Regions from separate parts of the Homo sapiens genome. Here region 2 is linked to region 1. A link is a loop called in an ENCODE intact Hi-C map of the cell type or tissue named here. Cell type or tissue: HepG2. All regions are shown on one strand. Links, peaks and the distances in the headings refer to the core of each region. The heading gives the core; the rest is flanking DNA. Region 1 overlaps TMEM117 (transmembrane protein 117). Region 2 has its middle 71 kb from the start of NELL2.

Region 1 (15,479 bases), core at 3,527-11,526:
GTATTCTTTCATCACTTCTAAGGTGAAGCTCTATGTGGTAACTCTCAGTTTAGCGACATTAAACATGCCTTCCTTCTTCTGTGGCTTTTCTGGTGTCTAAGACGGTTCAACCACCTACTAAAGTTTCTTCTGCATATGATACAAGTATAAGGCAGTTCACCTGTGTGGGTTCTCTGGTGTTTAATAAGGTGGAAGTTCTGAATGAATCTTTTTCCACATTCATGACATTTAAAGGACTTCTCTCCCATATGAATTATTTGGTATGTGTGTAGATTTGTGTCATGACTAAAGCATTTCCCGCACCATGAGCATCTATATGGTTTTACTCTTTGATGTGTCATGTAGTGCGTATTAAGATCTGAACTCCATCTAAACCTTGTGTCACATTGGTGACGCTTATAGGTCTTCTGTTTAGTGTGAATTCTCTGGTACTTAATAAGATCAGAGCTAACTGAAGCTTTTCCCACATTCCTGACATTTAAAAGGTTTCTCTCCTGTGTGGTGTTTCCCATGAAGACACATAAGTTTTGGAAGCTCTTGTTTACAAGTGGCAAGTTTCTTTACTTCCTTGGAAAAGCTCAGTGCTGTTTCTGTACCTTGTGTATATCACCATGATTTTCCCTGCCTGTTGTTTTCTGGACAATTTCATTCTGGTCTGTTTTGATATTTTGCATCCTAGCATTTGTATTTCTGATGCAGAAACCGATACAGGATGATCATTTCCAGTGTCATATTTTAGCTTTAACCCTAGAGAGATGACAGCTTCACAGATACTCTGCATTACAACATCATAAAGTCTTCTCAGGAGGATGCAATAATTGACATTCTTCCTCAGAAAAATACACAACCACTTCTTCAAATGTCAGCAAACTCTGGGACTCAGGCAGGATGAGCTGAGATGCCATCTTCCAGTCTTTGGTGCTTTTCTGCTCAGCACAGGCTAAAACCTGTTGAGCATACAAGACTCTTTCATATACAGGCTGGGTTTCTTTGTGAGTATTCCAGCCTAGCTGTTCTTGTAGTACCCAGTATATATTCCAACATTCCTTCTGGAACACTCGCTTTGGTTAGGGCTCCGCTGGTTTATACTTGAAGTCTGGGGTCACTGCTGTTCCTCCCAGGAGCACTGCCTTCTCTCCCAGCTCATGGGCTGTGACCTTATTCTTTGTTTGACCAGGTTCTCTCTGCAAGCGTTTCACCAAGACCAGAGCCTGTTTTGACATTCTGTGGATGATGCTTCTGCACCCAGTTCTGGGTATCCTTGTGCAAAATGGTCAGGAACTGCTCTAACATCAATATTTCCAAGATCTACTCTTTTGGGTGGATCTCTGGCCTCAATCACTGATAGCATAATTTCTGAAGTAGGCTGATAGCCTCTGGCGTTCCAGTTGCTTCATCGTATCAGAAGGTCTGGAAGTGCCTGTGAGTGCCCTCAGGCCGAGATACTCTATTTATGTGGTGTACTTCTTACTGGGACTGGAGTTCTCTCTCACAGACCCATTAGTCTCCCACATAGCCCCCATCTGGGGGTTCAAGTATGCATCTGCCTTCAGCTCTCTCATCATTGTTTGCTCTAGGAACAGTTTTAACCCTGTGTGTGACACTGACACCCACCTGGGGCCACCTCTGACAAATGAGGGTGCATCAGGTTTGGTACAATATCAATGAGTAGATCTTCCTAAGAGCACTTCAGTAAGCTCTGGCTTCCCTGGAGGCCACTTTCCTCTTTCTCAGCTTGACTACCCTCTGTTGCCATGTCTCCCTGCTGCTCTGGGTATTGAAGCTCTGTTCCTGCGCCACATGGGGAAGCGGTGTCAGGAAAGCGCACTATGCCTGGCAAGTGAAGCTCCAAGATTTTCGGAGCCTTGGAAGGGGCCCTGGAAGACCAGTTTTCCCATTCTATCCCTCCACCTCCCAGAGACCTTACCCAGATTCACTATTCCTCGGTCGACGTCTGTCTATTTTCTCTTTATTGCGCTTGTTCTTTGCTTCTGTTTTTGTGTTCCACACTTTTGCTGCCTTTTGTGGTTTAAATTATTTTATATGATTTTATATTCTCTCCTTAGAATATTACCATGCTTGTTTTCTTACCTTTTTAGGTGTTTGTCCTAGAGTTTACAATATACATTTATAAGTAATCCAAGTCCCTTTTCCAATAACACTGTACCACTTGATGGGTAGTGCATGTACCTTATAATAAGATACTCCTAATTCCTCCCTCTCATCCCTTGTATAATTGCTATCATTCATTTTACTTATACAAAACTGTATCTAAACATATACACATGAGCATACATAATCAGATACATTTTTGCTCTTGTTATTTTGAACAAATTGTCAGAGCAATTAAGAATAACAGAAACAAAAGTCTTTATTTTACCTTCATTTGTTCCTTCACAATGCTCTCCTTCATGAAGATTGGAAGTTTTGACCTATATCATTTCCCTTGTCTCTGAAGAACTTTTTTCTAACATTTCCTGCAAGATAGGTCTACTAGCAACAAATTTTCTCATTTTTTTCTTGCTTAAGAAAGTCTTTATTTTTCTTTCACTTTTGAAGAATAATTTCAGAGGGTACAGAATTCTAGGTTTTTTTCTAGAAAAAAGAGTTCCTTTCTCTCAACCCTTTATTACAATAGTCCCTCCTATCTGTAGGGGATACATTCTAAGACTTCTAGCGGATGCTTGAAACTGAGGATAGTACCAAGCCCTGTATATACTATTGTTATGGTTTGGCTGTGTCCCACTCAAATCTCATCTTGAATTGTAACTCCCACAATTCTCATTCCAAGTGGAAGTAATTGAATCATACATGGAGGTCTTTCTGTTGCTGCTCCTGTGATAGTGAATAAATGTCATGAGATCTGATGGTTTGATAAAGAGGAGGTCTCCTGCACAAGCTCTCTCTGTTTGCCTGCTCCCATCCATGTAAGACGTGACTTGCTTCTCCTTGCCTTCCGTCATGATTGTGAGGCCTCCCCAGCCATGTGGAATTGTAACTTAATTAAACCTCTTTTTCATCCTAGTCTTGAGTATGCCTTTATCAGCAGCATGAAAATAGAGTAATATAACTATATTCCTTACTATACATACATACATACATATGTATGACCAAGTTTATTTTATAAGTTAGGCATAGTAAGATATTAATAATATTAATGAAATAGAATAATTACAACAATATACTGTAATAAAAGTTATGTAAACATAGTTTCTCTCTCAGAATATCTTATGGTGTTATACCAAACTTCGTTTTGTTGTCTGTTCTCTGATAAGTGAGAAGACTATTAAGTGACTATATACATTTATAGCATATAAACATATATACACTGGACAAAGAGATGATTCACTTCCCAGGAGGGATGGAATGGGATGGTGTGAGATTTCTTCACACTACTTAGAATGGTGCATAGTTTAAAACTTATGAATTATTTATTTGTAGAATTTTTCATTTAATATTTTCAGACCACTGTTGACAGAGGGCAACTGAAATCGTGGAAAGCAAAACCATGGATAAGGGGGACACTGTATTTCACCCCAGTCTCTTTTTATTGCGTGGTTTCTGAGGGGAAGTTGGATATATTTCTTATCTTTTTTCCTTTATATGTAAGGTGTTTTTTTCCCTCTGGTTTTCTTTTAAGATTTTTTTCCTTATCTTTGATTTTCTGCAGTTTGAATACAATTTGCCCAGGTGTTATGTGCTTTTTTTGGTACTTGTTCTGCCTGGTGTTCTGTGAGCATCGTGGAGCTGTGGTTTGTTGTCTAACATTAATTTGGAAAAATTCTCAGTCATTGTTGCTTCAAATATTGTTTCTGTTTTTGTTTTTTTTTTTTCTGTTGCTTCTTTTTCTGATATTCCCATTACACAGTTATACCTTTCATGGTTAACCCACGGTTCTTATATATTCCTTTTTATTTTCTTTTTTTTTCCTCTTTGCTTTTTAGTTTTGGAGATTTCTATTGACATATTCTCAAAAATAAAAGTTCCGATATTTTTTTCCTCAGTCATGTCCAATCTATTAATGAGCCCATCAAAAGCATTCTTCATTTCTGATCCACTTGTTTTGATCTGTAGCATTTAAAAAAAATCCTTTCTTAGAATTTCATCTTTCTGCTTATGTTATCCATCTGTTCTTGCAAGTTATTTTTTTCGATAAAAGCCCTTAGCATATTAACGATAGTTTTTAAACATTCCTGGTCTGACAATTCCAACATTCCTGGCATATGGGACTCTGGTTCTGATACCAGTTCAGTTTTTTCAAACTGGGGTTTTTGCTTTATAATTGTTTTCCTTGTAATTTCTTGTTGAAAGGAGGACATGATGTACTGGGTAGAAAGAAGTGCACTAAATAGGCCTTCAGTGATGCAGTGGTAGGGTGTGGGGGGAGGGGAAGTCTTTTGTACTCCTCTGATTAGGTATCACACTTTTTTTCTTTTTTCTCTTTCTTTCTTGCTTTTTTTTTTTTTAGACAGGGTCTCACTTTGTCACCCAAGCTCATGTCCAGTAATGGCGTGAACAGGGCTTGCTGCCGCTGCCTTAACCTCCCAGCCTTAAGCGATCCTTCCGCCTCAGCCTCCAAAGTAGCTGGGTCTACAGGCTCACACCACCACACCCTAGCTAATGTTTGTATTTTTTGTAGAGATGGGGTTTCGCCATGTTGCCCAGGTTGGTCTCGAACTCCTGAGGTCAAGTGATCAGCCTGCAGCCTCCCAAAGCGCTGGGATTACAGGTGTAAGTCACCGCGCCCAGTCTAGGTCTCAGACTTTTAATGAGCTTGTGGCCCTGGGCTCTGAACTTCACCAGTGCTTCACAGTTTTTCCCCAACTTAGGCTGGATATGATGGCTAGGGTGGTCTGGAGTTAGGTATTTCCCTTCCCCCAGGTAGGTTAGGCTCTGATAAAATTCCAAGAGGTTAGGGTCTGGAGGGCAGGCCTTGCAAAGAACAGAATATCCTTTCTTTCATATTTCAAATGGTTCCTCTTCCTTCCCCACTGCTGAAAGTACAGGGGAATTTTTCTCTGATAGTCGCTGTGAGGGCCTGGAGATAAGACTCACAGAAGGGTGAGGGTCCTCCGTGGCTGGGTTCCCTGGAGGTTTTAGCTCTCAGACTTGTCCACACCGAGCCTCCATCAGTTTATCAATTGCAGCTCAGATTTATGTACCTCAGCATTGGTTCCTGAAGAGGTTTCTGCTCATGAATTCCTCCTTTGGTAAGTTGTGATTCTCTGTATTTGCCTGTCTGTCTCTCCAATTTGTGGTGTAGGGTTTGCCCTAAGACTTCACTTCACTGACAGATCTAAGAAGAGTTGTTGATTTTTCAGATCACTCAGCTGTTTGCTTGCTGTTAGGATGGAGTGGCAACTTCTAAACTCCTGACATGTTGGAGTGGATACTGGAAGTTGAAAAAGGGTTTGAAACCTAACAAACTTTCAGGGGAGGGGCATAGGGAGAACAATAGACACCTCAGATACAACTGTGGACTAGAGAAGGAAAGACTTGTGTCCTTTTCACGGTGAAGCCTGGGCAGTGGGAAGCCGTATTCAGAAGTCCCCCTGTCCCCCACAGCACAAAAGCAATAGAGCTGAACTGGCTCTAGGTAGATAGGCCATTGCAGGTAGACGGGCCATGGCAACCTTGCAGAGTTCCAGTCACCCCACTGTGGTGCAGAGAATAACAGAATCATTTTATCTTTGTCACTGAGGGTGGTATGGACATGCTCCCTCAGCAGACCTGATGAGGCCTTGGGGTTAGGATGAGGGGGATAAGATGAGATTGAAAGATGAAGCTGATGACTGTAGGCCAGGTGCCTGAGGAGCTGAGTTTCTCATAACCTAACATGAAGTGTCTGCTTCCAGAGAGGATATGAGCCCGAGGTAGAAATAGCTGGGGTATGTCCTGAGAATTTCTAACATGTTCCCAGGTGATGCTGATGCTCCTAAATCTGGGATAACACTTTGAAAACCACTGCATTGTTTTATTCCAAACTTCCTAACCTCCTATTATTTGTTAAGTATAAGTAGATCTATGCATAATCAAAAGATACGTTACACTACCCAATTCCACAGGTGGTGTACTCTCTTGTACTATATGGTTAATCACCTAGATGTAGCAAGGAAAATGAACACTGGTATCTCCCATCTGTTGGTTACTGCTATTTTTTCCCCTTGGTGTTGTGCTTTTATGTTGACACTTTTCTTTCTTTCTTCCTTCATTTTCTTTGTTCTCCTTACTCTGATCTTTCCTTATAGCCTCTATTTGTTGTACCGTTTTTTTTCTATGTTCTGTGAAATACTGTGATCGGTATGTGAAAATAATATCATTTAATTAAGCTTTAAGGCACACTACCTTGCATCTAGCCTGAGAACAGCACAAGCCTGCTGTAATTTCTATGATTGGCCTCACTTAGGAGATTTTATTTGTTGAGAGGCACCTGAAAAACCTTAGCAAACTTGGTTCAGAAAAAAAAAATGGTGGCTACAGTAATAATATATAACTCAGAGATTTGAGACACAGATGATGTAGTTACCATAGGAAATTTTTTTCCTCTTTGGCTGTTATTACTCGTACTGTCTACAAGATCTGTCCAAGAACAGTGTATCATCTAAAAGAGGGGATGCTGGACTTAAAAAAATAAGTGAAAAAGAAAATTTAAATTAGAAGTCTTAAGTCAGTCATTGTATCCATATTGATATTCTTAACTGAAAAAGAACAAAACCCAGGAAGGCTTTTATTTATCGATTCCATGAAGAACATATTTCTTTTGTGTCATGGTGATCAGTGATTTTTGAATATATATATCTATAATATACTCAAATAAGATTTCTTGGTATTTTTTGGACTTAAAATTTTTGGATTGTATGATTCTGAGACTTACATGCATATGTTCATCTCATAAGATGGAAAAGCTTTTGCTCAAATTTTTTTTTGTCCATGTTGAAATGAGAATTAAAATCGCTAGAGGGCACTGTGGATAAGCATTTGTAGCAAAGATACCTATAGGAGCTAGAACTTGCCAGAATTTAGTTGTACAGGAAGTCCTCAATTACCGACATGTACTGGTCCAAAAATGTGCTTATAAATTAACTCTTCGGAATTCAGGATTCAGAGTGTATTTTCCTAATAGAAACAATAAAATAAGTAGTAGTATAACAATTTCCCAAGTTGACCTCTAATAGTCTGTTAAATATATATATGACACAGATTTGTTTGTTATGTGAAGGGAAGCAACAATAACAAAAACAAATATTATACACCTCATTGAGATATAATGGGATTTACCAAACAACAAATAAGACTATACAACTCATTTAGATATAATGGGATTTAAGAAAATTTTGATGTAGAGAGTTTTATTTTGGTGTGAACTGGCTTAATTACAAAAACCCACTAGCTTGGAAATATTACAGAGTTGCAATCTCTGTGTCTCAAAAACAAGAATAAAACAAAATACCCAGGAATAAACTGTTAATCTGTGGGTCACCCCCGTTGAATGGATTGATAGCACTACCCCCTCCTCCCAACTCCCTTCAGTTTTTAGTGGAGTGGGGTTCATACGGTTCTGCCTCCCCTGAACCCCACCTGGCTGCTTTGTTCTTATGTCCACTACCTCTCACTACTGCTGCTTCTCCTCCTGGTGCTGTTCAGTGGCATGTTTGGCTTCTTTCCCTTTTCTTTAAAGGCATCCAGATATCCAGCCAGTCCCAGCCTCTGGGTGAAGCCATTCCTCCTAGTTCCAAGCTAGCAAGGGTAATTTAGCACTGTTTGCTTGCAGACCTAACTTTGGGAATTCACTCAGTTCACCTCCCAGGTGGAAACGGGACCATCCCTATGGCCACAGCAGAGTCTCCCTTTCTCCCTGTGTCCCACCTGCCCTAGGAATGGTTCCCCTTTCCTCTTTCTTTCTTCAGCTTTCTTCCGTCTAACTTAATTACTGTTTTGGGATTATTTAATTTTTTTTCTCTAGGGCTTTCACTACGTAAGTCTACATTTCAATCAATGAGTGTTTTAAACTAGATGGGAAACAATACATGACTTGACAGTTAATTTGCCCTGATTTCTTGCCACACTTCCCTTTATTCTTTAGTGGAAATACAAAGTCACAGTTTTCTTTCATCTTTTACGAGCTAATGGGAATGTAGGCAGAGGTCAATGGTGAACAGAGTGCCTGAAGGTTTGTGGATGATGCAAAGTATTGGGAGAGTACCCTGAGCCCCACAAACCACCTTTATAATTTAGGTTGCATCAGTATCACCTGGGTGCCTGCCAAAAATACAGATTCTGTGAGGTGTTAGGTGGGACTCAGAAAAGTGCATTTTAATTAAGTATCCTTGATTATTCTGATGAGTGTTATTCTGGCCACAGATATAAATTGATAAATTATATAATAGTCCCTCCATCCTTAAGCCTCCTTTCAGGCAAATGTGTCATGGATTTTAGAGTGTTATCTTTTGTTTATGGGTTTTTGTTTTAAGGTGGCAAATGTGTCACTATCACCAAGGAGATGGGAAAGGTATGATTACTTTGATTTTTGGTGAGGTTGTGAAAAAATAATGTTTAGTAAAGATGAGCATCAATCTGATCTGCTCATTTAGCAGGATACATGTAGTATTTCCACCTACACTTTTCACAAAAGGAGAAAGCATTATTTATGAAGCCTTCTGTGTGTGTGTGTGTGTGTTTTAGGTGATAAATAATTGAAAGTAAAGGTTGGCATCACTATGCCATATCAAGCTTTTCCTTTTCTTTCTTTCCTTTTTTTTTTTTTTTTTTTGGTGATGAGACAGATGGTATTTTTTTCTATAGATGCCAAAAAAGGAAAAACCCCAAACCCACCAAGTCTCACAGTTGTGGAAAGAAATCTTATATGATTTCTAAAAGCAAGGATCTGCTGGCCCTCCTCTTACCCCAAAGACTAGGGACCATGAATCACTTGGAAAATAGATTTGTGTATTCTGAGTGCTTGTCACTGGGTTGGCTAACTTAGAGGGGTTTTTAGTTGAAACCAGGGCTTTCTAAGTATGCACTTGATAAGCATGTAAGAAGTAAGAACAAAATATATCCAGCTGATTAATAATGATATATTTCAAATATACTGGTGTTTAAATGGATATTAGACACTATGTTACCCTCTCCACCACTTCAAAATATTATAACATTTTAGGCTTTATAGTCTTTCATGACATCAAAGGTAATGTTATTATTTAAATAGAATAAGGACATCTGTTTTAGAAAGAGAAAACAGGTTCTTCAATGTGTGTTTTGGCTAGGCAAATGATAGCAGAAAAAACCTCTAATGCATCATTTTTAAATAGATCATTGAAATGACAGAGTTTTGATTTTTTTCAATGTTCTTTTTAACATCTGACAAGTCTAAGTACTTCTGTCTACATAAGTCACATACTAATTAGTAATTAACCACTGTTATTTAATTAGACTCTCTAGTTGGTACATCATGCATTGATCACTCCCAATTTGGTATGTGCTGGCTGCTCTTGGTGACTAGGCCACTCTGCTGGGGTTCATTTCATGCTGTGTGTTGCAGCTGTGCCCAGACACAACCTTTTTCTGCCTTTGTCTTGAAATTAGATAAGAAACATAAAAATGTGGAGAATTGAACTAACTCTAGTTAGTCAACTAGATTTCCAAAATGGTTACAAAAGGCAAAAGTGAATTTTTGCTGATTGAATGAAAAAAGGACTCTTTCGTTCAAAAATTCATTTTTTTCTCCTTTTTTATGCTTCAGATTTTCTTTCAGATGATTTGATAATGATATGTATGCTTTAAGGAAAGGTCAAAATTATATTTTAGACCTACTGAATTTGCAAGTGTTCTAAGCATGCAATAAAAACATGTAAAATCTCTACACTATATTAGATGAAACACATTTGAAGTAATTTTAATTAGAAATGGCCAAAGTAATTTAGAGACAATTGTTTTAATAAAAATGGTACATTTCTTAGATTATGAAACTAACTTTTTGCACTGTTTATTCCATTGGTTGTTACATAAATGGAGACTTCTGCTATTATGAATTCCTTAAACCACATAGTATGTCTTAAGCAACTCCTAGGACCTTATCAATATTTTATCCAGAAAGTACTCTTGATAATTAACTCTACTGTTTTTATTTTTCTTTTTTTCTTTTTCTTTCTTTTTTTTTTTTTTAGAAGAAGTCTTGCTCTGTCGCCAGTCTGGAGTGCAGTGGCGCAATCTTGGCTCACTGCAACCTCCGCTTCCCAGGTTAAAGCAATTCTCCTGCCTCAGCCTCCCGAGTAGCTGGAATTACAGGCACACACCACCACACCTAGCTAATGTTTGTATTTTTAGTAGAGATGGGGTTTCACCGTGTTGGCCAGGATGGTCTTGATCCGCCTGCCTCAGCCTCTCAAAGTGTTGGGATTACAGGCATGAGCCACTGTGCCCAGCCGATTAACTCTACTCTTGTAGCTGCACTCAACCCTAAGTGGACTTCACCTAAGTCAGTGGTTCTCAGCTCTGGGCAGAGGCCAGGGAAGGAGGAGATTTATGTATTCAAATTGCCTATAGAGTTTTTTGCTTGTTTAGTTGTGTTTTTGTATGAAAGAATGTTGTCTGGGGTGGGGCTTTATGATGAATGGCAGCCATCTAGTGTGACCAGACCATCATTTTCCCAGGATATGATGCACACAAAATCCTGAGACAAAGACCATCTCAGGCAAGTCCTGTAGAGCAGGTTGCGCACTTCCCTGAAAAGACTAGTCACAGTCAATTCTCACTCCCCAGGAGACCCATTGTAGTTTCACAGAAACGCTCACTTACAGCAGCCCTGACAGAGTGGCAGAGGGAGAAACAGAGGCTTCAGGAGGGTACTGGCTCATTCAAATCTGCACCATTAATAAGCACTGGAAGTAGGACCAGGTTTCAGATCTTTAGCTTCCTGATCTGGGGCTCTCTTCTCTATACATTTCTCTCCTCTTCCTCCTCATCTTCCTCTTTCTTCTTCTTCTGGATAAAGACATTTAGGCAAATAAGTTTAATGTGCTCATTATTTCAAGTTTTATGTAATGTTATTTCATAAATGTAATTTCTGATTAATTTTCATTTATTCTAGTTGGCAGGTTCATTAATCAGTGTAAATATGTGTAGATTATAAACTATGCAGTTGGTGCCTTTAATATTACATAGATATGTGGAAGTCCTTCCTTTTATTCTTAATTATCAAAAGATGGAATTCTGTCTCTAGAAAGTTTTGGAAGCATTCTAATAAAGGCTCTATGAACGTGAGTAATGAATCCCCCCAAACTTCTTTGATTTTTCCTCATTCCACATATGACAATCCCCAATTTGAGAAAAAAGCTCTTTTAAACAGAATGAAAGGTCTGTTTGTTCATATTTTGTAATAGAATCTGGTTGTTAAAAACACTCAGCAAATAGACATTCTTCCTCCTACTACCTCTGTGTAGCATAGGGAATGGTTTAGTCAGTAATGGTGTTTTCTTAGAAATTTCTAATAATTGTGCATATTAAAAATAAATTTTAAATTCAGAACAAACCAGGATTAAAAAATCCCAGGTTTTTTGGTCAAATTCAATGATCAGGTCTATGATATCTTTAATAAAAGAAATAACTCTTTCAATGAAAATAATATGGTCTGTGTTAGCAGTATCCAGATATTGTTGTCAGTGGATCATTATTCCCTCACAGTTATTTTATGTCTTTTTTACTATATGGAGCCCTATCTGACAAGGGTCAGCATTCTAAAAGTACTACATGGGGCAGTGGTTATGCCTCTTACTATCCACCTTCGATGTATTCTCTTGGTCAAAGACCAACTGTGAAGGATTTATAAAGTGGTAGCATGGCATAGTTCAAGAACTCAGTTTGAGCCAAGATTCCTGACTTCTCGTGTATTGTTACTGTCATCTACTTTTGTGTCCCTGGGACATCATTTATTCTGATCTACGAATTTAAAGGACTTCCCTAACATTATCATTTGTGCCTTTTAACCCTAAAGTTTTATGTGAGTATTTAAGCAAATATGTTGAAAACTTTGGGCATGCACTAAGGCTATGAATGCTGATTTAAACCTAGGGCTAGGGATTTTTTATGTAAATTTCAATGATTCCATAAACATTCTGTAGTTCTTGATAGGGTATTTTATACATATTTTAAGGAGTCAACAGTTTGCCAGAAATAGCTAGCAGCCAGAACTCAGCCCACAATCTACACGTCATTTGGAGAACATGCTAAAGACAGAATAGAGGCTACAATACATAGAAATGGCAAAATCCAAGATCCAGTTTATACATCAGTTGGTTAAGCAAATAACATATACCATGATTTGTGGTGCTAGCTGAGTTTGATGATAATAACTATAGGGCTTGCAAAACCCAGGCATTTATTTCTTTCTGCTTGTAGTGTGAAATCAGGGTAATGAAGTAGTTTGTTAAAAATATAAAGAGGAGGAAAACTCATGGATTTAACTATTGTTTTTCACTGTCTCACAGATTACCTGAAATTCAGTCAGTAGTTGAGAGATTTGTGTGTGTATATACGTAAATAAACTTATTTTAGGATCGGGGGTACATGTGATGGGTTGTTACATAGGTAAACTCATGTCACGGGGGTTTGTTGTACAGATTATTTCATCACCCAGGTATTAAGCCCAGTACCAAATAGTTATCTTTTCTGCTCCTCTTTCTCCTCCCATCCTCCACCCTCAAATAGAACCTAGTTAGTGTCTGCTGTTTCCTTCTTTCTGTTCATAAGTTCTTATTATTTAGTTCCCACTTGTAAGTGAGAACGTGCGATCTGGCTTTCTGTTTCTGCATTAGTTTTCTAAGGATAATAGCCTCCAGCCTCATCCATGTTCCTGTGTATAGTGTTATAGAACGGGCTAAAGAAGGCCCTGGTGTATTAGCTTGATTTGGCCTCTGCGTTGTTTACTTCTTCATAGCAGGCTAGGGTGGTTAGCTAGAACCAAACTCAAATTCTTACACATCCAGTTGCTTTAAATATAGCCCAAATAAGCATATTTTTAGACACTTAGAGCTTGCCTGTTTTACATAGCTTGTGAATCTGCACCCAGCATCTGCTAACCACAGATAAGACAAACTCCAGCAATAAAGACATGAAACCCTGCTGCCCTTTGATCCCTCTAACCCAAATAGTTTGCTGCTGAATGCCCTAACATAGGCATGTAAGCCACCTCTCCAAGTTCTCCTCCCCTGGAGATCCCTTGCCCTATTCTCCTTCTGAGTAGTGACCACCTGCCACTGTCTCTGGAAGTACTCTTGCTGGGAGGAACTTCCTCTCTCATGCAACCATAAGTTGCAATAAAGCATGCTCTGTGGTAGTGCCTCTTGGGGTCTTGCCTTTTCTGTGGTCAACCCCCAAATCCTTGAACTTACCACATATGTGTAATATATATCTATGAGTATGTTATTTAAAAATAATAAGCCAGGTAGGTTTGTTTCTGCCTTGGCATGAAGAAAATAAATCTACATGAAGGATGCATTAAAAATTGTTCCTTCATAGTATGAAATTGTAATTTGGTTCCTGTTTTTATGTGAACATTAAAGACAACATTATTTAGTGAAACACTAAAGGACTTAAAGTCAGAAGCCTTGAGTTTGAGCCTTGATTACTCATTAGCTGTGTGAACTTAGACAAGCCATTTAGCCTCTCTGAGCTGTAAAATAATGATGATACTACCTATAATTATTTTTATTGACCAAACTACAATACAAAGGTGACAGAAAGGCTGTAAAACAATGTAATTAAAACAGTGTAATTAAGAGAGTGAACTCTCCTTTGAAATTCTGGCCTCATGACTTGGGCGTCCAAAGGGGAACCTTTTTGAACTTGTTGTTTTAACCGTCAAATGAGGATAACAATACTACCTCATTCATGTGGTTACTCTAAGAATGAAAAGATGTCTCCTTTAAATGTTTCTAATGCATAGACATGCATATTATGTGTGTGCTTCAATAGTAAAATGAAGTACAAGTGTCATCTAAAGCATTTACAGGTGTCATGAGGAATGTGAGCATAATAAAGAAGGATGATGTTGAGGAGGGGGTGATATTCAGTTTTAAAAAAGCCATCAAGTCTTTAGGCAGTAATTTTGTATTGATGTGAAAAGTGTGAAATATTAGGAAGGGATAACACTCAGCAATAAAAGTTTCCCCAAATCATCAAAATAATTGTTGTATGTTCCTTTCTCATGATTCACATAGATATAGACTTCACACATATTATACTTAAACCAAAAAAATACTACCCAAGTACAGAGATGAATTTAAAAGGAAAACAAGGAGGTTTCATTTTAATTTAATTTCCAGACAGTGGATTACATCAATGAGGTCTGGCGTCTAATCAAAAACTGCAAATAAAGGAAGCAGATCAATTATCAGACTCCAGTTCAGTGGCTTCAACATGATGCCGAGTGCTTTTATTCATGTTACACAGATGAACCCAGCCCTCTTAACAGAAAAAAGCAAAGACTGCCCTTGCATGAAAACAAGGTGACTTAGTTCCCTAAAATCCAGTGGGAATGATGATTTCCAGTTTCATCCATGTCCCTACAGAAGACATGAACTCTTCATTTTTTATGGCTGCATAGTATTCCATGGTGTATATGTGCCACATTTTCTTAATCCAGTCTATCGTTGTTGGACATTTGGGTTGGTTCCAAGTCTTTGCTATTGTGAATAGTGCCGCAATAAACATACGTGTGCATTTGTCTTTATTGCAGCGTGATTTATAATCCTCTGGGTATATACCCAGTAATGGGATGGCTGGGTCAAATGGTATTTCTAGTTCTAGATCCCTGAGGAATCCCCACACTGACTTCCACAATGGTTGAACTAGTTTACAGTCCCACCAACAGTGTAAAAGTGTTCCTATTTCTCCACATCCTCTCCAGCACCTGTTGTTTCCTGACTTTTTAATGATCACCATTCTAACTGGTGTGAGATGGTATCTCATTGTGGTTTTGATTCGCATTTCTCTGATGGCCAGTGATGATGAGCATTTTTTCATGTGTCTGTTGGCTGCATAAATGTCTTCTTTTGAGAAGTGTCTGTTCATATCCTTTGCCCACTTTTTGATGGGGTTGTTTGTTTTTTTCTTGTAAATTTGTTTGAGTTCATTGTAGATTCTGGATATTAGCCCTTTGTCAGATGAGTAGGTTGCAAAAATTTTACAATGAGAACACATGGACACAGGAAGGGGAACATCACACTCCGGGGACTGTTGTGGGGTGGGGGGAGGGGGGAGGGATAGCATTAGGAGATATACCTAATGCTAAATGACGAGTTAATGGGTACAGCACACCAACATGGCACATGTATACATATGTAACAAATCTGCACATTGTGCACATGTTCCCTAAAACTTAAAGTATAAAAAAAAAATCCAGTAGGAAAACCCATGGATTTAACTATTATTATTTTCCATGTCACTGATTAACTGACATCTGCTCGTTCCACATGAAGACA
Region 2 (15,479 bases), core at 4,683-12,682, 930 kb after region 1:
ATGTAAATGACAAGTTGATGGGTGCAGCACACCAACATGGCACATGTATACATGCGTGACAAGCCTGCACGTTGTGCACATGTACCCTAAAACTTAAAGTATAACAAAAAAAATGCTAAAATAAATGATATCCACACGTAAAAAAAAACCAAAACTGTCTTATTCATCCCTATACTTAATCCCAACCACCTGAAATTCAGCAAGCAACACGTTTGTTGAATTGAATCAATTATATCTTACAGTAGTGTTTAGCCAAAATAATAAGTTCATGAATAAGAATCATAGATGTAGCAGACCAGCACTGAACAACAGGGTTACTGATTTATTTCTAAGGTTGTCACTTACAAAGCTCTCGTTTTGCAGTTTTTCAGTCCTGGATCTATTTTTATAAAATATCCTGATCAAACAAGGGCAACAGATAAAAGAAAAATTATCTCCATCTTATATCTATGTTTTTATTTGTAGGTGGAAACTTGGTGTGATTTTTTTTCTAAAAAAAAATCTTTCTTTAAATAAAAATCTAAAGAGGCAGCTTGCTAACATGGTAGAGAACAAAAAAGAATAAAGGGAGAAAAATTAAAATTTCCCACAAAGATGACTTAAATCTCCCAGTGTGGTGCATTTGTTTTCAATTCTCTCCTCTTTGCTTCTGACCTCTCAACTTGCTTGTTTGTTTGTTTGTTTGTCTTTTGAGACAGGGCCTTACTCTGTTGCCCAGGCTGGAGTGCAATGGTGCGATTTTGGCTCGCCGCAAACTCCGCCTCCCAGGTTCAAGTGATTCTCCTGCTTCAGCCTCCCGAGTAGCTGTGATTACAGGCACGCACCACCACGCCTGGCTATTTTTTGTATTTTTAGTAGAGACAGGCTTTCACCATGTTGGCCAGGCTGTTGTCGAACTCCTGACCTCAAGTGATCCCCCTGCCTCGACCTCCCAAAGTGCTGGGATTACAGGTATGAGTCACCATGCTCGGCCCTCTCTCAACCGTTAGCTCCCACTCACACCCCTCCCTTGACTTTATTTTTTACCTAAAACATTAACACTTGATTGTGGAATAGTTAGTAGCAAACACAGAGAGAGAATTTGTTATAAGTCATTTCTTAACAAAGAACCATTTGAAATCCAATTTCTGTTATGACTTTTACTTTTTTTGGACATCTTCAGGCATTTACCTCAAAATATTATCAAAGTGTTTGGCTGCAAAAAGAAACAAAAATACCAACTTTTAAACAACAAATGGATGTAAAGCTCTCTAAAGAAATCAATGTTAAATAAAAAGTTCAAAATGTCCTATACTTGCTGTGTGCTTAAATGCTGAAAAAGGAAATGTATGCCAGGAAAAAACTATTTCATATGATTGTGCCATATGTATACAGATCAAGAATCTAATTCACAGCAACTCTATTTTTAGGTGAGGACCAACAGTTTTATAAACTGGTTTGGAAAGAAGAAATGTTTCAGCAGTCACTAGATAAGAGGAAAAAGCTTGATGTGAAATAATTCTTTTAGTTCTCTGTAGGGTCAAGGATTCAAGTATCACATACAAAATGCGATGCTGAAATGGGGGAAGTCACTATAACATACTGCAAGTCTCTCTAATTTAAAATGCCATTCAGACTTGTACTCATGGAATACAAAGTGCTTCTTATAAAGCTTGTATTACAATCTATTTCTTAGCTCCTACTTTGGATTAAACAAGATAGTTACACAAAAGATCCAGGAGTAGTATCTGACACTTAACGGTTTCCTTTTCCTTTTCCTTTGGAGGTAAGAGGAATGTGAGCATGTTTCTAATTTCCAAGGAAAAATTATTAAATATCTTTGAATCTTGGTTTCTTCCTGTGAAGGATGATAAAACCACTTCATCAAGTCATTGTAAGGGATAAAAGTTATAGCCGATATAAATAGTTAATTGTATGTAGTTGCTCAAAATAAAGTAGCTATCATTATTAGCACTATATTTTTAGAGTGGTTTAGTATAAACTGCATATCCAAACTTCTAACCTTTACAATATTCACCAAAACTCAAATCTAAATAGACAAAGTATGCTCAAATCATGATGTTATATAGAAAAACCTCTAAGGTGGTTAAGCGACTTTATTATGGTATTTTAATATCATGAGTTTTCTCAAAGTGTAAGCTTTGAAATTTTAATAATAAAACATAATGATCCATCTATATTCCAGTTTGTTCTTCATCAAAAATGGGTTTCCAAGAAGAAAATCTAATTGTACCAATGCAAAAATCCTAGTAATGACTGGCTGAAAATCTGAGCAGCTCTGAGGTAATTAAGTTGAAAATGCCAAGGAAAATTGTATTTTTGTGGTTGTTATTTTATTACCCTTTCCAGCAATTTTCCACTTGAATACCTTTTAAATGTATAATTTAGCCGCACTTTATTCTTTACTGTATATCAATATGGGAGGCAAATAACTTAACAGAAGACCTGGAACCACCAAGAATTCTGGTTCTAGTTCTTGTATTGATTTAGCTCTTGATTTTCCATATTTAAATTAGGATAATAACCTGACCAGTTTCAGAACCATGTTGTCATGACCTCTTCTTCTTTTTCTTTGAGTCTCTCCATCTCCTTTCCACCACTGCCAGTCCCCAAAATACTGTGGAACTGAATTTATCATAAGTGAATTGCTTGCATTAAATTATCTGATATAAAGTAGTATTTGGCATAAAAATGATCATAAATGTTTTCCCCCTTCTTATAAATAATGCTTTTTCCCTTTTTCTCAACAGTTCTAATTGCCTCTTATTAAACCTATGAAATTAACTTCTCCTGATTTTAGTAATTCCAGTCATTTCAGCAAACCCAAGAGAGCCAAGGACTGAGCTCTGGAACATTCTGTTACTTAAAAGTCAATATTTAAAGATTCAAAGGTGAATCCCATCAAGGTGGAAGCCTGATTCGATTTGTCATGAGGATATGGGCTGAGACCGTGGAGACATTAAGGTTGGCTGTAAAGGGTGGTCAATAAATCGGTAGCTATAGGGGACATAAAAGCGAACGAGGGTTCTATTCTCCCTTGATCAATATTACAGCACATTACAGCAGGGAGAAGAGAGATATAGTGATTATGCAAGACAGAACAGAGATAATTATGTCAGCAAATTCTTGAGAAGGTGAAAAGAGATGGAATCCAGTGCACAAGTAAAGGGATTGTTTTTAACATGGGGACAGAGACCCTTCCTCTGTAATAGAAATATTCAGATGTGAGAGACTAGGTGGTGGGAAAATATCATTATCTTCTGATTGCTTCTGTTTGCTCAGCAAGATAAGAAGCAAAGTCATCAGCAGAGAGTGAAGAACAAGGAATACAAGTTGGAAATTTGATAAGAAAAAGTGTAACATAGTAACCTCAGACAGGGAAAAAATAATTCAGTGAGAAAATGGAAACTGTGGTTGACAACTGCAGAGAGGCACTAAGGGCCCACTTGAGACACAGTCATGAAAATTAAGAGAGATCCCTCAGCTAAGTTAGATGTTCCTCTCCAACCATGAACTGCAAGCTTGGTAAACATTTATTAAATGTTTATTAAGTGCCAAGCACTATTCTAAACACTTCATTTTTATATTACTTTATATTAATACGTTTGAGCCCGCAACAACTCCATTAGATAGGTATACATGAGGAAACTGAGGCACAGAGCAGTGAAGAAACTTACTCAAGCCACATGGCTAGTAAATGTTCGACTCAGGATTCAAGGAGCGTGGGTCCAGAACCCACAACCTTAATCACTAAACTATGTGACATTTCTGTGAGTGCTTGGGATTAACCAGTATTGATGTTCTGCCATTTGAGTAAGGCAGAGAGTGAGGCAAAAAAGCTGAGGGCATTTACAAGTAATTAAACAATGGAATCTAAGCTGGACAAGGAGGAAGTGAGGATAAAAGAGGGTAGTGGAAACTAAAAATTGTAATAGTCAATGGATTAGAAGCCCCAGAGTAGTCCACAATTGTCATAGAGGCAGTTAGCTGAAAACAGAAGAAGGGGTGTTTGGTGACTGGATGTTAGAAGATGAGATTTTGAGTATGGTACAGTTATTCACAACAACATAGTATAAAGTTTTACCATGATGATTGGCAGCTAAGGTCAGGGGGTGAGATGAGGCATGAAAAGATTGTAATGGAAAAGGTCACAAGGCCATGCGTGGTGGCTCACCCCTGTAATCCCAAAAATCTGGGAGGCCAAGGCGGGCCCATCACCTGAGGTCAGAAGTTCGAGACCAACCTGGCCAAATGGTAAAACCCCACCCCTACTAAAAATACAAAAAATTAGACAGGCATGGTGGCCCACACCTGTAATCCCAGCTACTTGGGAGGCTGAGGCAGGAGAATCACTTGAACCTGGGAGACGGGGGTGTCAGTGAGCCAAGGTCACACCACTGCACTCCAGCCTGGGCAACAGAGTGAGACCCCATCAAAAAAAAAAAAAAAAAAGAAATAAAGAAAAGAAAAGGTCAAGAGACTTAAAACAAAATCCATTGAATGTACTTTATATATATATGTATATATACCAAAGGTAGTCATGGAAAGAAAGAAAGAAGTCAGGTGTTAACATCTTCACCAAATGAGGAGCTTTGTAGATTACTACAGGATGGAAGGATAAGCATAGTCCAGCGGCTTTGCTCCAAATAGATATTCCAACTCTTCCCAATTTACAGATAACTTTCTTGGTTTTAACACTGAAAGTCCCACATTCTGGGCCTCCATGAGCTAGGGATTTTGAAAGATGAAGAAAAATGAGACATTTTCTGGATATGGCAATGAAAAGATTATACCTGCTCTATCTCCAGGCCTTGTGAGATATGGATGTTATGAATTTTAACTCTAAAAAACTGTCATGCGGTAGGTACTACTATTATATTTGTAATTCCTCTTCTCAGAATAGAATGCTTTGTTAACATTAGCTGATTAGTTTGAAGCAAATATTTCCAAAACATTTTCCTCACATTTTGTGCTACCTTGATTCCTAAAGGGTAATGATTATGTTTCTTGTCTCGCTAAATCTAATATGCTCTAAAAGCTATAGCTAATTCTGTTTTACCAATAAGTATTGTAAATACTTGAATGCACCCAATAGGAAAAAATCACTCAGGTAAGAAAGTCTTTTCTCACAGAAAAAGTGTTGGCACTCGGGAAAGGATAGGCGTGGTACTGCAGTATCATCCTATAATGAGAAATATTCTGCCATAGAAGGGTCCACATCTTCCACTCCGCTAATTCAAAGACTTCTGGGTCTAGAGTATGGAGGGAGAATCACAGTATTTCATAGGCAGCAGTAACCTTAAAGATACTTTAGAAGTTATTTAGGAGTTATGGAAACCATCTTATTTGATTTAAACCCTTGTGGAAACTCTTCACTCAGATTATGCATTAAAAGTAGTTTCTGTATATTTCTATATTCACATGGCATTAAATGCTGTATGACACTTTTCCATTTCTTAAGCTGGACATTTACAAAATGTGTATCATATTAAGTGATTTCAAAATAACACATGCAAAGAAAAAGGCTGAAAAAATACACAAAAGATTCACTAAAAAATTATCCAGATGGTGCAATGAGACCATCAGGCTAGTCTAAGCCATCTTCCAGGTCTTTCCTGCCTTGTAACCACACCCTTCTCTCTCCTTGCTCTTATCACTAAACTTCTCGAAAGCAAAGTCTATATTTTTTTAACTCCAAATCACATCTTGGATTGAACCTGACTTCAGCCCACACTCTCTTAGGAGGTTACCAAATGACTATTTGCATAGTCATTTATGAGAAAATCCCAATTTCCTATCCTTTTATTATTTTCACCATATTCAGAATGAACTACGTAACTAAATGTGTATGATTTTTACACATGTGTTAGTCTCGCACAAGTTTAAAATCCCTGTCATTTATGAGAAAATCCCAATTTCCTATCCTTTTATTATTTTCACCATATTCAGAATGAACTACGTAACTAAATGTGTATGATTTTTACACATGTGTTAGTCTCGCACAAGTTTATAATCCAGAAAAAAACTACTTAATATGCCATATATCCTAAGCTCAGGTTTAAATGCCCAGCTCTCTAAACTCAGTTTCCATCCCTCCTTGGAATTTCAGTAACGTTTCAAACCATTTGCTATCTCTTCTCCCTGAAATTATCTAACTCCTGTCCACTTTAAAATAATATCTCTTATCTTACTCTCCTATTAAGTTCTTTTACTTTCTACCTCCAAAATTAGTTCATTATTTTTCATATAATTCTTGAACTTTTAGCAACACAATGACACCTCTCTTTTTAATATATTCTTGCCCTGAATAGTTTTCCTGAATGTTCTTTCTTTGGTCACTTAGTGGCTTCTTTTCTTCCTCCAGGCTCCAAAGGCCAGTAATCCCCAAGAACCTACACTTGCACTTTCCCTCCCTTCTTTCTACAAGGCTGACTTTTATTAGCCAAGTGTCTATTCTCATGATTTCAAGAGCCATTCCTAAACAGAATGTACCTCAAAACCTAACATTTTGAGAATTCTTTCCTGCAGTTCCAACCCATTGCTAAAGGCATCTCCACCTGGATGCCTTACAGTCAGTCACCTCACACTCCAACAAAAATCACACTCATCTTCCTAACCAAAACCAGTTATTCTCCTGATTTCTCTAATTCTGGTTAAAGAAGCCACCAATCTCATGGTCACCCAAACTAAAAACCTCTGTTTTTAATCTACTCTAGTCAGTTAGAATGGTTAACTTTTTCTATCTCCACCCTAGGTCTGATAATCATCCCCTCTTCTTCACGCCTACAATTATATTATAATGGCTTCTTAATTGCCTCTTTGCCTCTGGTTTTTCCACCATCCAGTCTGTCCAGGATATTACTGCCAAATAAATATTCTAAAACCCAGTATTATGACATTTCTTATTCAGTAACCTTTAGCAGCCTCCTACCATATAGCAAACTAAAGTCAAACTACCTAACCTGGCAACCAAACCCCTCTAAGCTGCTTGTATTTCTCTGGTAATACTTATCTTACAATAGAGTCAAACCTCTTAGATTCTAAAATCAGAAACGAGAAAATCATACATAATCAAAATTACCCTGGAAAAGTCCTTCGACAGGCACTCCCCTGGAGACCGCAAGTTGGTTTGGCACAGCCAGTTTTTCCTCCAGCATTGGAACAGATTCCTGTTTCTTTGGTTGAGCACCAGGTGAAGTAGTTGGCTTGCTTTTAGGGTACACTTTACATGAAAAATGCATATATGTATATCTTTAAAAACTAGAATCACTCAGCTCAGTGGATATACTTGCACTTCAGAACAGAGACAAACTGAGGAAACCACAGGTTCGCATCTCCATTGTCATGCTCACTCCAGGCAATCATTAAAAGGAATGATGGGCAGTATTGTCAACATTATTTAAATTGGTAATTTTCTCATTTTTATTAGATTGTTAGTTTGCTTTTGTTTTGCTGAGATAATGGGATTTCAACTGTTAAGTCTTCATTAAAAGTTATTTAGGAACTTGCCTTTACTCATCCCCCAGAACTTTGGGGATAGAAATCATGTCATATTCCTATTTTCATTTTATACAGCACTTGACACTGTACTGAGTTACCCTGTAAGTATTTTCTCAACAAATCAAATTTGCTTTGATTTGTTTATAATTAAGTGGTGTTCAATAGAATATGTCTGATGAAAGGGTTATTTCCTATTTTATTAAAATCTGGATCTTTTCCCATAAAGACATATTGACAAAGTCTTTTCTATTGCAATTATTTTAAGGCAACAACTATTTTTAAAATATGTTGCTCTATTTTAAATATAATAATAAAACAATATTGATAAACTCCAGTAGAGGCTATGAAATAGATATATACTTGGTATCTATATTTAATAACCAAAATATACATGTTAAAATATTTGTATATTTCAATACAGATGCCACATATTTATATTTTAAAATAATTAATCTACAGTTGTTATTTAAATTAATAACAAGGGGCCGGGCACAGTGGCTCATGCCTATAATCCCAGCACTTTGGGATGCTGAAGTGGGTGGATCACCCGAGGTCAGGAGTTCGAGAGCAGACTAGCCAACATGGTGAAACCTCATCTCTACTAAAAATACAAAAATTAGCCAGGCATGGTGGCGGCTGCCTGTAATCTCGGCTACTCGGGAGGCTGAGGCAGGAGAATCACTTGAACCCTGGAGGCAGAGGCTGCAGTGAACTGATATCACGCCACTGCACTCCAGCCTGGGAGACAGAGTGAGACTCCGTTTCAAAAAAAATAATAATTAATAAAATAAAAAAATATGAATAACAAGGAAATAACTGCTGTAATATGTCATCATGATTATATTAAATCACGAAAAAAGCTGATAGCATTCCTGCATTAGACTGCATAGGGTTTGCCAATGTTATTTAAATATACCGTATAAATAGAACAAAAAAATAGATCCCAGAAAAATTACAAATACAGTATCCCACGTAACTTAAGATTGTTACAAGAGTTATTTAAATATTTACCTTGGGGAAATATAAGACATCCAGAGCTGCTTCTGGGAGATAATTTAAATAAGCCACCCTGTGCATTTTGAGGGACGTACAAAAATAAAGTTTGGACTTGCTGCCACATCCTCTAGATACCTGTTATATTCTTCCTGAAATTTAGTGACAGAATCTACCCTGTAGTATCCAACACTGTACAACTGGCAGGTTTGAGAAGTCATCTTGAGTTGGGGTGGTGCTAATGGACATTCCCCAGGAGCACCTAAAGGGAAGCTATGAAGGCGACTCTAGGTGGTGTCACACACCCTTGCTTCCCTGGGCAACATCCGCGGGGCTTTGAGAATGTTCCTGGGAACGTTGATCTCCGAGTGAAGGTTGGAGCTTCCTAGTGACCACTAGGGGGATCGGGAGCACCGTTGCGGCAGGCTGCCCTCTGGAGGCCGTGAAAGGAAAGGGCTCCAGGGATGTTCTGAGGTTTACAGGCTGCACACACCAAACAGCAGTGGATGCTGACGCTAAAAGACTATTAATGGGCCAGGAGTGGCGGCTCACGCCTGTAATCCCAGCACTTTGGAAGGCCGAGGCGGATGGATCACGAGGTCAACAGATCGAGACCATCCCGGCCCACATGGTGAAACCCCGTCTCTACTAAAAATACAAAAATTAGCTGAGCATGGTGGCATGTGCCTTTAGTCCCAGCTACTTGGGAGGCTGAGGCAGGACAATCACTTGAACTCGGGAGGCAGAGGTTGCAGTGAGCCGAGCCGAGATCCTGTCACTGCACTCCAGCCTGGCGACAGAACGAGACTCCGTTGTCAAAAAACAAACAACAACAACAAAAAAAACTATTAATGTAGGGAACAGACCTCAGATATTTGGAGCCAGATGAAGATGCCATCGGGGTTACTGATGCCTGGTATGCTGATAACCTTTCTACCTAGATTTCTAGTTTTTCACGCATGTCCAAAGAACTAGGTCTCCCTGAAGAAGGAAAGCTACATATCAGAATGAGGAAACAGAATATATACAGGCTTTGGGATCAGACCAACTTGTATTCAAATCCAATTTGCCATTTATTAGCATGAGAGGATGATTAAGGCCATATATTTAATCCCTGTAAGCTTATGTTTCCTCATCTGGAAAATGCAAAGTACTTGGTATCAGAAGGTACTTTAAAATTAGAATGGATTCAAAAGAGGAAGTTGTACTTTTAGTTTTTAACCTAATACAATTGGAATATCTGGGACTCTGGGTGGTATCATTCATTACTGTCCCCAGCTACCTTTAGTAAAATCTAACATCTCTGTCAATAGCTACACAGACTCCACAGATCAATAACAGCCTTATGTAGTGAAACATGATGCCCTAGAAGATTCTGCTGCTTCCAAACCTGCTATATTTTGTATTGGACATAAATATTAATTGTTCTCATGAACATCAGCCTATAGGGAGGCCTATAGCCTCCCGATCTAACCCCCTACCAGGTGTAGCCAGTATATCTAAATGGAGCTCTCACCTGCCTGTCTGGTACCTTTGGTTCCTCAAGGTGTTGAGAGCCTCATCCAGAATTACAGTTGCCAGAATCAGCAGACTGAGGAGCAGATAGAGTTGGAGGGGCCAGCCTACTTAACTAACCCCTGTATCCCTTTCCCTTGGTATTGGTCTTTGTTGGTAGTATTGGTCCTGCTCCTCAGGCTCCATCTGTTAAACATCTCAACAGCATATACATACAGCTCCCTATTTAATTATTCTAATCCCACCTGATGCTGCCCCCAAGAAGTTTCTTCTGTCCCACGTCATTGCATTAGTCCCTTGAACTGACTTCATCCTGTATTTAAACTATTACACCCTCAGCTTGGGTTTTAAACTTTAGGTCTCATTACAGTACATTTTCCCCAGGCCTCACTCACAAATATTACAACTTAGCCTCAGATTGTTCCTCAAAATCTCTCAAAAGAGCTGATAGTTATGACTGCACCTTTAATCAGAATATATAAGGGCTAGAGTTATTGTCTGGAGTCACTGAACTAGCACTCAGATTCCTAACAGAGGATGTGGCTATAGAAATAGGGTCAGTTAATTCCATTAGTTAGTTTCTGTTAATTAACACTGTCATCAAAGAAAAAAACCCATAAATACTCAGAAATGACTCTAAAAAGAGTTCTTCATCCTCTAATTTAAAAAGTAGTTAATGCACAATTTTTAACTAATGTGGTGGCTTTTGTCTAGTCTCTCCGTAGGAGAACACATACTTAGAGTTGTGCACTTGGGGTTTTTTTCCTGTAATAACGATGGATTTCAGCTGATCCATCTGTTTTCTCCTCTGGAATGCCTCATAACCAAGAGTATGTATCTCCAGATAGCAAGAAAGGGGGAATTATTTAGTGGCCCAAGAATTGCAAGGAATACTAAACGGTTCATAACAGAATTCAGACCTTATTAGAAATGTGTCGGAGGAGGAGCCAAGATGGCCGAATAGGAACAGCTCCGGTCTACAGCTCCCAGCGTGAGCGACGCAGAAGACGGGTGATTTCTGCATTTCCATCTGAGGTACCGGGTTCATCTCACTAGGGAGTGCCAGACAGTGGGCACAGGCCAGTGGGTGCACGCACCGTGCGCGAGCCCAAGCAGGGCGAGGCATTGCCTCACCTGGGAAGCGCAAGGGGTCAGGGAGTTCCCTTTCCGAGTCAAAGAAAGGGGTGACAGACAGCATCTGGAAAATCGGGTCACTCCCACCCGAATATTGCGCTTTTCAGACCGGCTTAAAAAACTGCGCACCACGAGACTATATCCCACACCTGGCTCGGAGGGTCCTACGCCCACGGAGTCTCGCTGATTGCTAGCACAGCAGTCTGAGATCAAACTGCAAGGCGGCAGCGAGGCTGGGGGAGGGGCGCCCGCCATTGCCCAGGCTTGCTTAGGTAAACGAAGCAGCCAGGAAGCTCGAACTGGGTGGAGCCCACCATAGCTCAAGGAGGCCTGCCTGCCTCTGTAGGCTCCACCTCTGGGGGCAGGGCACAGACAAACAAAAAGACAGCAGTAACCTCTGCAGACTGAAATGTCCCTGTCTGACAGCTTTGAAGAGAGCAGTGGTTCTCCCAGCACGCAGCTGGAGATCTGAGAACAGGCAGACTGCCTCAAGTGGGTCCCTGACCCCTGACCCCCGAGCAGCCTAACTGGGAGGCACCCCCCAGCAGGGGCACACTGACACCTCACATGGCAGGGTATTCCAACAGACCTGCAGCTGAGGGTCCTGTCTGTTAGAAGGAAAACTAACAAACAGAAAGGACATCCACACCGAAAACCCATCTGTACATCACCATCATCAAAGACCAAAAGTAGATAAAACCACAAAGATGGGGAAAAAACAGAACAGAAAAACTGGAAACTCTAAAACACAGAGCGCCTCTCCTCCTCCAAAGGAACGCAGTTCCTCACCAGCAACGGAACAAAGCTGGATGGAGAATGACTTTGACGAGCTGAGAGAAGAAGGCTTCAGACGATCAAATTACTCTGAGCTATGGGAGGACATTCAAACCAAATGCAAAGAAGTTGAAAACTTTGAAAAAAATTTAGAAGAATGTATAACTAGAATAACCAATACAGAGAAGTGCTTAAAGGAGCTGATGGAGCTGAAAACCAAGGCTCGAGAACTACGTGAAGAATGCGGAAGCCTCAGGAGCTGATGCGATCAACTGGAAGAAAGGGTATCAGCAATGGAAGATGAAATGAATGAAATGAAGCGAGAAGGGAAGTTTAGAGAAAAAAGAATAAAAAGAAATGAGCAAAGCCTCCAAGAAATATGGGACTATGTGAAAAGACCAAATCTACGTCTGATTGGTGTACCTGAAAGTGACAGGGAGAATGGAACCAAGTTGGAAAACACTCTGCAGGATATTATCCAGGAGAACTTCCCCAATCTAGCAAGGCAGGCCAACGTTCAGATTCAGGAAATACAGAGAACGCCACAAAGATACTCCTCGAGAAGAGCAACTCCAAGACACATAATTGTCAGATTCACCAAAGTTGAAATGAAGGAAAAAATGTTAAGGGCAGCCAGAGAGAAAGGTCGGGTTACCCACAAAGGGAAGCCCATCAGACTAACAGCGGATCTCTCGGCAGAAACCCTACAAGCCAGAAGAGAGTGGGGGCCAATATTCAACATTCTTAAAGAAAAGAATTTTCAACCCAGAATTTCATATCCAGCCAAACTAAGCTTCATAAGTGAAGGAGAAATAAAAACCTTTACAGACAAGCAAATGCTGAGAGATTTTGTCACCACCAGGCCTGCCCTAAAAGAGCTCCTGAAGGAAGCGCTAAACATGGAAAGGAACAACCGGTACCAGCCGCTGCAAAATCATGCCAAAATGTAAAGACCATCGAGACTAGGAAGAAACTGCATCAACTAACGAGCAAAATCACCAGCTAACACCATAATGACAGGATCAAATTCACACATAACAATATTAACTTTAAATGTAAATGGACTAAATGCTCCAGTTAAAAGACACAGACTGGCAAGTTGGATAAAGAGTCAAGACCCATCAGTGTGCTGTATTCAGGAAACCCATCTCACGGGCAGAGACACACATAGGCTCAAAATAAAAGGATGGAGGAAGATCTACCAAGCAAATGGAAAACAAAAAAAGGCAGGGGTTGCAATCCTAGTCTCTGATAAAACAGACTTTAAACCAACAAAGATCAAAAGAGACAAAGAAGGCCATTACATAATGGTAAAGGGATCAATTCAACAAGAGGAGCTAACTATCCTAAATATATATGCACCCAATACAGGAGCACCCAGATTCATAAAGCAAGTCCTGAGTGACCTACAAAGAGACTTAGACTCCCACACATTAATAATGGGAGACTTTAACACCCCACTGTCAACATTAGACAGATCAACGAGACAGAAAGTCAACAAGGATACCCAGGAATTGAACTCAGCTCTGCACCAAGCGGACCTAATAGACGTCTACAGAACTCTCCACCCCAAATCAACAGAATATACATTTTTTTCAGCACCACACCACACCTATTCCAAAATTGACAACATACTTGGAAGTAAAGCTCTCCTCAGCAAATGTAAAAGAACAGAAATTATAACAAACTATCTCTCAGACCACAGTGCAATCAAACTAGAACTCAGGATTAAGAATCTCACTCAAAACCGCTCAACTACATGGAAACTAAACAACCTGCTCCTGAATGACTACTGGGTACATAACGAAATGAAGGCAGAAATAAAGATGTTCTTTGAAACCAACGAGAACAAAGACACAACATACCAGAATCTCTGGGACACATTCAAAGCAGTGTGTAGAGGGAAATTTATAGCACTAAATGCCCACAAGAGAAAGCAGGAAAGATCCAAAATTGACACCCTAACATCACAATTAAAAGAACTAGAAAAGCAAGGGCAAACACATTCAAAAGCTAGCAGAAGGCAAGAAATAACTAAAATCAGAGCAGAACTGAAGGAAATAGAGACACAAAAAACCCTTCAAAAAATCAATGAATCCAGGAGCTGGTTTTTTGAAAGGATCAACAAAATTGATAGACTGCTAGCAAGAGTAATAAAGAAAAAAAGAGAGAAGAATCAAATAGACACAATAAAAAATGATAAAGGGGATATCACCACCGATCCCACAGAAATACAAACTACCATCAGAGAATACTACAAACACCTCTATGCAAATAAACTAGAAAATCTAGAAGAAATGGATAAATTCCTCGACACATACACTCTCCCAAGACTAAACCAGGAAGAAGTTGAATCTCTGAATAGACCAATAACAGGAGCTGAAATTGTGGCAATAATCAATAGTTTACCAACCAAAAACAGTCCAGGACCAGATGGATTCACAGCCGAATTCTACCAGAGGTACAAGGAGGAACTGGTACCATTCCTTCTGAAACTATTCCAATCAATAGAAAAAGAGGGAATCCTCCCTAACTCATTTTATGAGGCCAGCATCATTCTGATACCAAAGCCAGGCAGAGACACAACCAAAAAAGAGAATTTTAGACCAATATCCTTGATGAACATTGATGCAAAAATCCTCAATAAAATACTGGCAAACTGAATCCAGCAGCACATCAAAAAGCTTATCCACCATGATCAAGTGGGCTTCATCCCTGGGATGCAAGGCTGGTTCAATATACGCAAATCAATAAATGTAATCCAGCATATAAACAGAGCCAAAGACAAAAACCACATGATTATCTCAATAGATGCAGAAAAAGCCTTTGACAAAATTCAACAACCCTTCATGCTAAAAACTCTCAATAAATTAGGTATTGATGGGACGTATTTCAAAATAATAAGAGCTATCTATGACACACCCACAGCCAATATCATACTGAATGGGCAAAAACTGGAAGTATTCCCTTTGAAAACTGGCACAAGACAGGGATGCCCTCTCTCACCACTCCTATTCAACATAGTGTTGGAAGTTCTGGCCAGGGCAATTAGGCAGGAGAAGGAAATAAAGGGCATTCAATTAGGAAAAGAGGAAGTCAAATTGTCCCTGTTTGCAGACGACATGATTGTATATCTAGAAAACCCCATTGTCTCAGCCCAAAATCTCCTTAAGCTGATAAGCAACTTCAGCAAAGTCTCAGGATACAAAATCAATGTACAAAAATCACAAGCATTCTCATACACCAACAACATACAAACAGAGAGCCAAATCATGAGTGAACTCCCATTCACAATTGCTTCAAAGAGAATAAAATACCTAGGAATCCAACTTACAAGGGATGTGAAGGACCTCTTCAAGGAGAACTACAAACCACTGCTCAAGGAAATAAAAGAGGATACAAACAAATGGAAGAACATTCCATGCTCATGGGTAGGAAGAATCAATATCGTGAAAATGGCCATGCTGTCCAAGGTAATTTACAGATTCAATGCCATCCCCATCAAGCTACCAATGACTTTCTTCACAGAATTGGAAAAAACTACTTTAAAGTTCATATGGAAC

The links. Peaks named below come from ENCODE experiments on the same cell type or tissue, not always from the same donor. Only the 100,000 strongest peaks of a DNase experiment are listed, where the experiment ranks them.
Region 2: a loop joins it to region 1, with 7 times the contacts of the local background. A loop is called at or near these places in 40 of 110 quality-filtered maps.

Annotation. Positions count from the first base shown.
Region 1 is chr12:44,008,576-44,024,054 of GRCh38, forward strand. All of the region lies in intron 3 of TMEM117 (transmembrane protein 117), which reads left to right. It also overlaps the pseudogene ZNF75BP. Among named protein-coding and RNA genes, the nearest start is that of TMEM117, 180 kb to the left of the region's middle. In HepG2, for the core only: a CTCF peak has its summit at 6,977 (motif pointing right); a DNase peak (open chromatin) is centred at 6,966.
Region 2 is chr12:44,940,014-44,955,492 of GRCh38, forward strand. No RefSeq gene overlaps it. Among named protein-coding and RNA genes, the nearest start is that of NELL2, 71 kb to the left of the region's middle. RefSeq lists an enhancer at 8,636-8,835. In HepG2, for the core only: a CTCF peak has its summit at 8,888 (motif pointing left); a DNase peak (open chromatin) is centred at 8,858.